Regions from separate parts of the Homo sapiens genome. Here regions 1 and 3 are each linked to region 2. A link is a loop called in an ENCODE intact Hi-C map of the cell type or tissue named here. Cell type or tissue: IMR-90. All regions are shown on one strand.

What was found. A loop is a pair of places that touch in the nucleus more often than their neighbours do. Peaks named below come from ENCODE experiments on the same cell type or tissue, not always from the same donor. Only the 100,000 strongest peaks of a DNase experiment are listed, where the experiment ranks them.
Region 1: it touches region 2 in a loop (4-fold over the local background); 16 of 110 quality-filtered maps call a loop at or near these places.
Region 3: a loop joins it to region 2, with 6 times the contacts of the local background. A loop is called at or near these places in 5 of 110 quality-filtered maps.

Annotation. Positions count from the first base shown.
Region 1 is chr3:57,169,358-57,171,857 of GRCh38, forward strand. It overlaps a transcript of IL17RD not described here. Among named protein-coding and RNA genes, the nearest start is that of IL17RD, 5.3 kb to the left of the region's middle. In IMR-90, a CTCF peak has its summit at 967 (motif pointing right); no DNase peak of the experiment used is centred here; H3K4me3 peaks cover 378 bases; H3K27me3 peaks cover 17 bases.
Region 2 is chr3:57,555,110-57,557,609 of GRCh38, forward strand. PDE12 (phosphodiesterase 12) reads left to right here and starts at 1,165. Exons shown (of 3, transcript NM_177966.7): 1 at 1,165-2,500. The coding sequence starts at 1,271. It also overlaps a transcript of DNAH12 not described here. RefSeq lists enhancers at 659-1,438, 1,929-2,098. In IMR-90, no CTCF peak of the experiment used is centred here; a DNase peak (open chromatin) is centred at 1,162; H3K4me3 peaks cover 2,147 bases; H3K27ac peaks cover 1,926 bases.
Region 3 is chr3:57,098,752-57,101,251 of GRCh38, forward strand. It overlaps IL17RD (interleukin 17 receptor D), which reads right to left. Exons shown (of 13, transcript NM_017563.5): 11 at 2,428-2,500. Among named protein-coding and RNA genes, the nearest start is that of SPATA12, 39 kb to the left of the region's middle. In IMR-90, a CTCF peak has its summit at 1,530 (motif pointing right); a DNase peak (open chromatin) is centred at 1,530.

The DNA.
Region 1 (2,500 bases), 390 kb before region 2:
AAGAGACTGTCACCACCTCCCCCTCTTTGGAACAAAGCTGAGAATTAAACAGATAAAATCACCTTAAAATAAGCTGTTGATGAAATGTAAATATATTTTCCCACTCTAATTATAACCTAGCCAGATAAGAAAAATCCTTAACGCAAGGATTGGATTTTGTTAGGGGTCAAATTATCCCGTGAAACATAAAAAAAGATAAAGTGATGGTGGAAGTAATTTGTATCATGAATCATTTTGAGCAGGGAATAACTAAATACTATTTTAATGAACAGTGTTAGAAGCAGTCGGCCCAAATTCTAATTTATTTTGGTATTGTGAGAAATTAGTGTATGTTTTCTGTATTAATAAAGACATTAAAGGTAAAGAGTGTCACTGTACCCCTGACCCCAGTCTCCCAGAGGGCTGAGGGTGCAAGGTTTCCCAGGCTTTGGAGGGAGCAGTATGTGGAGAACTGGTACCCACCTGCAAGCCCTTAGTCCCTGAGACCCCACAAGACTGCCTGGATGTCAATCAGGCTACCTGGCAGTCTTGGCTCCAATGGGGTAGGCGTCATCATCCCCACTGCACAGATGGGGAAGCTGATGCTCAGCGAGGGGAAGTCTGCTCGCGGTCACAGAGCTGGGGTTCAAACCGGACCCCGATCGCCTGGCCTGGGACCGCCTTGCCTGGGACGAAAGGCCCCAGACTCAGCTGATTCCTCCAGACTCTTCCTGTCTAGGACGCCAAAAACATGGCCTTCCTAAACCCAGCCTTGGCGCCTCCTGCACAGCCCAGAGACCCAGGGCGGCGGACAACAGAAAACCTGGGGCGGCGGACCCAACCCTGCGCCCAGAAATCCCAGGACGCCCACCCCATAGTTCTGGAGCGGTGCGTACCTTGGCCACTACACGGAATTCACCGGCCCACGGCCACTTCCCGTTTCTTTTCCCGGAGGAAAAGAAGAGCGGATGTCTAGTCTCCAAGGTAACCGCGAGGGGGCGCGCGCAGTCCAGGTCGGAGACCGCCGCCCCAGACTACCCTGCACTGCGACCGCACAACAAGTCTTTCTAGATCAAAGCCGCCAGGGCAGGTGGGAGTACTCTGCTGTTATTCAGAGCTGGTGCTAAGCTTTAGGGGAAGTAGAGTCCAGGGGGTCGTAAGAAAACGGATCAAATGGGTCCTTTCAGTAACCATGTGGCTTTGGGCAACTCCATCTCTCTGGATGTCAGTTTTCTCAGATGGCAATACTGGAATGACGGGGATGCAGACCTCGGGTTTTTTTTGTTTGTTTGTTTTTTGTTTTTTTTCCGAACCTGAAGTAAGCAAATGACTTAGAGCCTGAGTGAATGTTACTGCAGGTAGTGGACCAGGAGTTGATGCAGCCAGGGCCAGCTCTTATTTGCAATTCAGTTAAGACCTGGGGAAATGGCCACGTCTAATCTTCAGGAGATAACATCCTGGCTTGGATCCGCACTATACTGGAAGGCTAAGGACCATATCCTGTTTTCCATTCATTAATTAATTCATTTAACAAGTATCAATGGAATCTCTGCACCATATCAGACATTATGCCAGGAGTGGGGATCAGAGTGAACAACAGGGCACTGTCATAGTTGTCATTAACCTGCAAACAAACATTCCATGGAGGACACTGGCATTACTCAAATAGCCCTATGACTAGGGAGGAATTACTAGTAGATGAGTTGTTTTTGAAGAAGGGATCCCTGAGCTAAGATTCCAAATATAAGAGTTACCTGGGCAAAGGGGAGGGGAGCAGAGAGAGGAGAACTGTTCTGGGCAGAAGGAATAGCATGTGCAAAGGCCCTGGGGCAGTAGGGAATGTGGCAACTTCAAGGAGCTGAAAGAGGCTAATGTGGTTGGAGAGCAGTCAGGTGTGGCGGAATGGTGCAAGGTGAGCTGGTGAGGCCTACAGGGGCAGCCAGGCAGTACTTTATGTCCTGGTTTGAACCTAAAAGTAGCTAACAGCTTCTTAGGATTACTTTAAGGGCAGAAGTGGGGCTATATTTTGAAAAGATTCCTGTATTCCAAGTGCTGAGCACAGGGTATTTCCTGGCATTTAGCCAGCATTTGATAAATACTGTTGAGTGAATGAATGAATGATCACCATCTTTACTGAAATTCTGAGTTTTAATGTCTTGAATGAATCCAAGACTCATTAAAAACCCTAGGAAAACATCCAACCCTACTAAAGCTCCAAATAATGCGAATGAAACAAACTGCAGAAACATTTTCTTGTCATCTTTTGAGGTTATTTTTATTTTGTAAATTTCTGTCTTATTTTTAATAGACTTTTAAAAGAATAATTATAGATTTACAGAAAAACTGAGATGACGGTACAGGAGTTCTTATACAAAAGAAACCAGAGTTTCTTTAGTTATTAACATATTACATTAGTAAGGCACAATTAATGAACTGAGGCTGATACATTATCATTAAAGTCCAAACTTTATTCAAATTTCCTTAGTTTTTACTTAATATCCTTATTCTATCCAGGATCCCA
Region 2 (2,500 bases):
GGTGTGTGCCTGTAGTCCCAGCTACTTGGGAGGCTGAGGCACGAGAATCGCTTGAACTCTGGAAGCCGAAGTTGCAGTAAGCCAAGATCGCACAGCTGCACTCCAGCTTGGGTGAAAGAGCAAGGCCCTACCTAAAAAATAAAAAAATAAAATAAACAGATAAACAACTATTTCTTAATATATGCCCCATTATTATTCCTTATCTGAAATTGAATTTAACTGAGATCCTGTAATTTTATTTGTTAAATGTAGTAACTAAATAGAGTCTTCCTATTTACTAACTAAAAATAAACACTGGGTGGCTCTTGCCTGTTTGTACTTGAGAGGGTTAGGCGGGAGGATCGCACGAGCCCTGGAGTTCGAGGGGGCAGTGAGCTATGATCAGGCCACTGCACTCCAGCTTGGGCGTCAAAGTGACAACCTGTCTCTAATAAAAAATAACAAACAGCCTTCCGCAGTTTGTCAGTACTATTTCTTTCTGCCAATTAATAGTTGTGTGACCCTGAGCAGGTAATATCTCGGGACTCTGCATCTGTAAAGCGATGGATAAAGAGACCTACCTCATAAGAACTATGAGGCTTAAATAAGATAGTGTGTGTAGCGTTTCTCGCATAGTCTGCGCTCACTAAACGGAGTTATTGTATATCGTTCGTTGTTAACTACCACAAAGGCTCTGCTCAGAGGTGCGTAGGCGCTGGCTCAGCCTGGGGTGAACCCACCAGGCCACCGAAACGAGCGATCAGGGTCGGCAAAGCTGTGGAGATGAAATGGGCAACACCTTCCACACTGCGAGTAAAGCTCGCAATCCGGGTGGAGGCCTCCACGTCCTAGCGCAGTCCAGTCCCGGGCGCAGGGAGGAGAGCTGGTCAGCCAAGATTCCAAGACAGGTGTCCACCTCCTCCAACGAAGCGGAACACGTGACACCACCCTATCCACTTCCGGCTTGGAGGGCATGCCCTCCCGTCACCAGCATGCACTTTCGACAAAACCGTGGAATCTAGTATTTTCCTCTGACACCTTTATATTTTCTTCACTTCCCTATAATTCTGACCTATCGTGTAGGTAAAAATTAATCTTCAGAGTATTACAGACATGCGTGCCCACGCGCTAGGCGAAAGTGCGAGTCGGAAGCACTTCATTCCCTCTCTTCGCTAGCCGGAAGTCGCGAGATCTGAATGAGTCAAAGCCGGCGGCCTCGGCTCCTCAGCTCCACCTGACAGTAGGCCGCTGATCGGCCGCGGGTCTTGTCGACCGCTAGGCCACCAGGTTCATGTGGAGGCTCCCAGGCGCCCGCGCCGCGCTTCGGGTGATCCGGACGGCGGTGGAGAAGCTGAGCCGGGCTGAAGCGGGGAGCCAGACAGCGGCGGGAGCGATGGAGCGCGCTGTAGTGCGCTGCGTACCTTCGGAACCCAAGCTGAGCCTGTCATTCGCTTTGGCTGATGGTAGCCACAAGAACATGCAGCGCGACCAGAGCGAGCCGCTGGGTCGAGTCCTCAGCCGCATCGCTACCAATGCCCTAAAGGGTCACGCTAAGGCGGCCGCCGCCAAGAAGAGCAGGAAGAGCCGGCCGAATGCTAGCGGCGGTGCGGCCTGTTCAGGGCCGGGGCCTGAGCCGGCTGTGTTCTGCGAGCCCGTGGTGAAGCTGTACTACCGGGAAGAGGCAGTGGCTGAGGACGTGCTCAACGTGGATGCCTGGCAAGACGGCGCGGTGCTGCAGATCGGCGATGTTAAGTACAAGGTGGAGCGCAACCCGCCCGCCTTCACCGAACTGCAGTTGCCGCGCTACATCATGGCCGGGTTCCCTGTGTGCCCCAAACTCAGCCTCGAATTTGGGGATCCCGCCAGCTCCCTTTTCCGCTGGTATAAGGAAGCCAAGCCCGGAGCGGCGGAGCCCGAGGTCGGTGTCCCCTCGTCATTGTCTCCCTCCTCACCTTCTTCTTCTTGGACTGAGACTGATGTGGAGGAGCGTGTCTACACCCCGTCCAATGCCGACATCGGGCTAAGGCTCAAGCTTCACTGCACCCCAGGCGATGGGCAGCGCTTTGGGCACAGCCGGGAGTTGGAAAGTGTGTGTGTGGTAGAGGCTGGGCCTGGCACCTGCACTTTTGACCACCGGCATCTCTACACGAAGAAGGTGACTGAGGACGCTCTCATCCGCACTGTCTCTTACAACATCCTGGCAGACACGTACGCGCAGACTGAGTTCTCGCGAACGGTTCTGTACCCATACTGTGCCCCCTACGCCCTGGAGCTCGACTACCGCCAGAACCTTATCCAGAAGGAACTCACCGGCTACAACGCCGATGTCATCTGTTTGCAGGAGGTTGACCGCGCAGTGTTTTCTGACAGCTTGGTACCCGCCCTAGAGGCCTTCGGGCTCGAGGGGGTGTTTCGAATCAAGCAGCACGAAGGCCTGGCCACTTTCTACCGAAAGTCTAAGTTCAGCCTTCTTAGCCAGCATGACATTTCATTCTACGAAGCCCTCGAGTCCGACCCACTT
Region 3 (2,500 bases), 460 kb before region 2:
GCCATCCATCCATTTTTGTATCACATGGAGTCATTACCACTCCTGCCCTACAAGTGAGGGGACAGAAGCGCAGTGCTTTTGGCACCTTGCCCAAGTCACACCCTACATAGGATATCCTCAAGGAAGCAACAGGTGGTAGAGAGCACAGGACAGAGAAACTGAGGTTGGTTGATCTGGTGAGTGAGGTGCCTAGATTGGAGGGGCAGATTCTGGAGAGAAGGCTGGCAGGCTCTGAGAGGAGGATGTGGATGAGTGACTCCAAAGTGAGCTGGGAGATGGGGCTCAGGCCTGGATGCCAGTCACCCACAATTATAGGTGACTCACATCCAGACAGTGACTGACAAAGGGGACCTATCTCGACACTCTCATAGCCTCAGGCTCACCTATGTTGTTTACTAGTTGGTCCATGGCTGGAGAGGAGGCTAGTGAACTGCATTAACATGGTCATTCTGAGTAACTCACTCAGGACTGGCTAGCACCTTCCTCTATGGCTTCACACAGGTATACAAGGCTACATCTCTACAAGGCTGGTAATTGACAAAGCTTTACCCCCAAAGGCGGTCTGGTAGAGAGACTGTGGGCGTGGCTGACAAAGGAGAGAAAAATCAGACATGTGTGGCCCCTTAGAGGACTTCACCTTCTCAGACCACTTTTACCTAATTCTACCAGAAACATCTCTTGGTTATTGTGTTGATGTCTTTCCTTCTGTAGTTATTAATTCCCAATGGCTATGACGAAACACAGCAGCCACACTATCTTACAGGGAAGGGCATTCTGAAACGACTTTGTTCTCCTCTTCTGCTCTAAGATGTTACCAATGGGGAAAAAGCCCCAACATCCATCCACTTGCTGAAAATAACCCTGAATTGTCTTATACTTTCCTTAATTCTTGTTAACATTACACATGCTAAAAGCTCAGTGGGAGTATATACCAAGCATTTTTTAAATGTTTCTATCTTTGACCCAGCAATTCCATTTCCAGGCATCTTTCTTGGGAAATCATCACAAATGGGACAATATTGAACCACTGAGATGTTTAATATTTGTATTAACTCAGTTATGGCAAATCAATATGGAGGATCATGTAGCTATTTAAAATTGCAGTTGACATATAACTACTAATAGTGTAAAAAATTATTAAGAGACTGCAAAAAATCATTTCAATCAGCCCCAAAGGCAAAACTGTACGTGTGAGTTCACCTATATGGAAAAAGACTGGAAGGAAATAAACCACACATGAAATATGAGTTCCTCTTTCTAAGATTTTCCTTAATCAGTTTGGGATTCCAGACAATGTTTTATTTATCATCCTTTTCTAGTTCCAAATTTTCTACAATAACTATTACACTAATAACTGGAAGAGCGTTTTCCCCAGAGGCTAAATACTTGTGAAGTAGAGCAAACTTGGTTGCCCGTGGTATCTGAAAACTGTGTGCCATTGGCTAGAGTGTAGTTATTTTTCAGCACGTGCTGATCCACCAACCTCACGCTTTCATGCAGAGGGAAACTAGGCTAGCGTAGTATGTTATGTTGACACTAGGGGGCAGCCTCACCACATGGAGAGATTCTGAAAAACATGCCAATGGGCAGTTTCAAAGCAAAAACAACTTCCAATCACACAGTTATTGTACAGTTCTTGCATTTTCAAGAAACAGGGTATGTCTTGCATGAGAGTTTCAGACTTCACTCTAAAAATGTACATTCTGACATTATAGAAAAGCATATTAATAAGATATTAATAACTCAAGAGAACAGCTAAGAAACCAGAGCAGATCATTTCAGTGCTTGACAAAATATTGTTTTCTGGGAGTGCTCCCTTCCTACCTCCCTGTTCTCTCTGGCCAGTGCCGTCTCCTGCATCATGAGTTTCTCCCTGTCTATGATTCCACCAGTCAATGGTCAAACAGCTTCACAGAGCCCTTCGTTTATCACTTCTCCCTGGACCTCAAGATCCCCTCTAATGGCAGCCCCGTCCTTCATTCCCCTTCTCAGCAGAACTCCTCCAAACAATTGTGCGAACTCACTGCTTTACTTGCCACTCTCTCTTTGACTCTCCAAGTGGGGCTTCTGTCCTGAACATGCTCACTAGGATGTCATGAGTGACACCCCTCAACTCCAATTGCATGTTTCCACGGAAGCTACTGGTCTTCTTAATGCTTACAAAACTTCCTGCCAGGTGGGTGCCACTCAAAGCTTTAGAGCAGGAGTTTGTCAGAGTTAGAACTAAGTATTATGAAATATTTAGTGCTGGTGATGGGTAAGACAGACTGAAAAAAGAGTGCGAGACTATCCCCAGTTTGAAAGCTGTGGCACTAGTCAAGGGCAGGTGTCACCACAGGAGGCCCAGAAGAGAGGAGAAGGCAGCGGGGAGAGAGTACAGGGCAAGTGTCCTGGCCAGGGTAGGAGAAGGAACTTTAGATTCCGCACCTCACAGCCACAGAAGTCCTGGAGGAAGTAGGCGAAACACTGGACGACATTCATGTGATTCTGGCCATCTTTA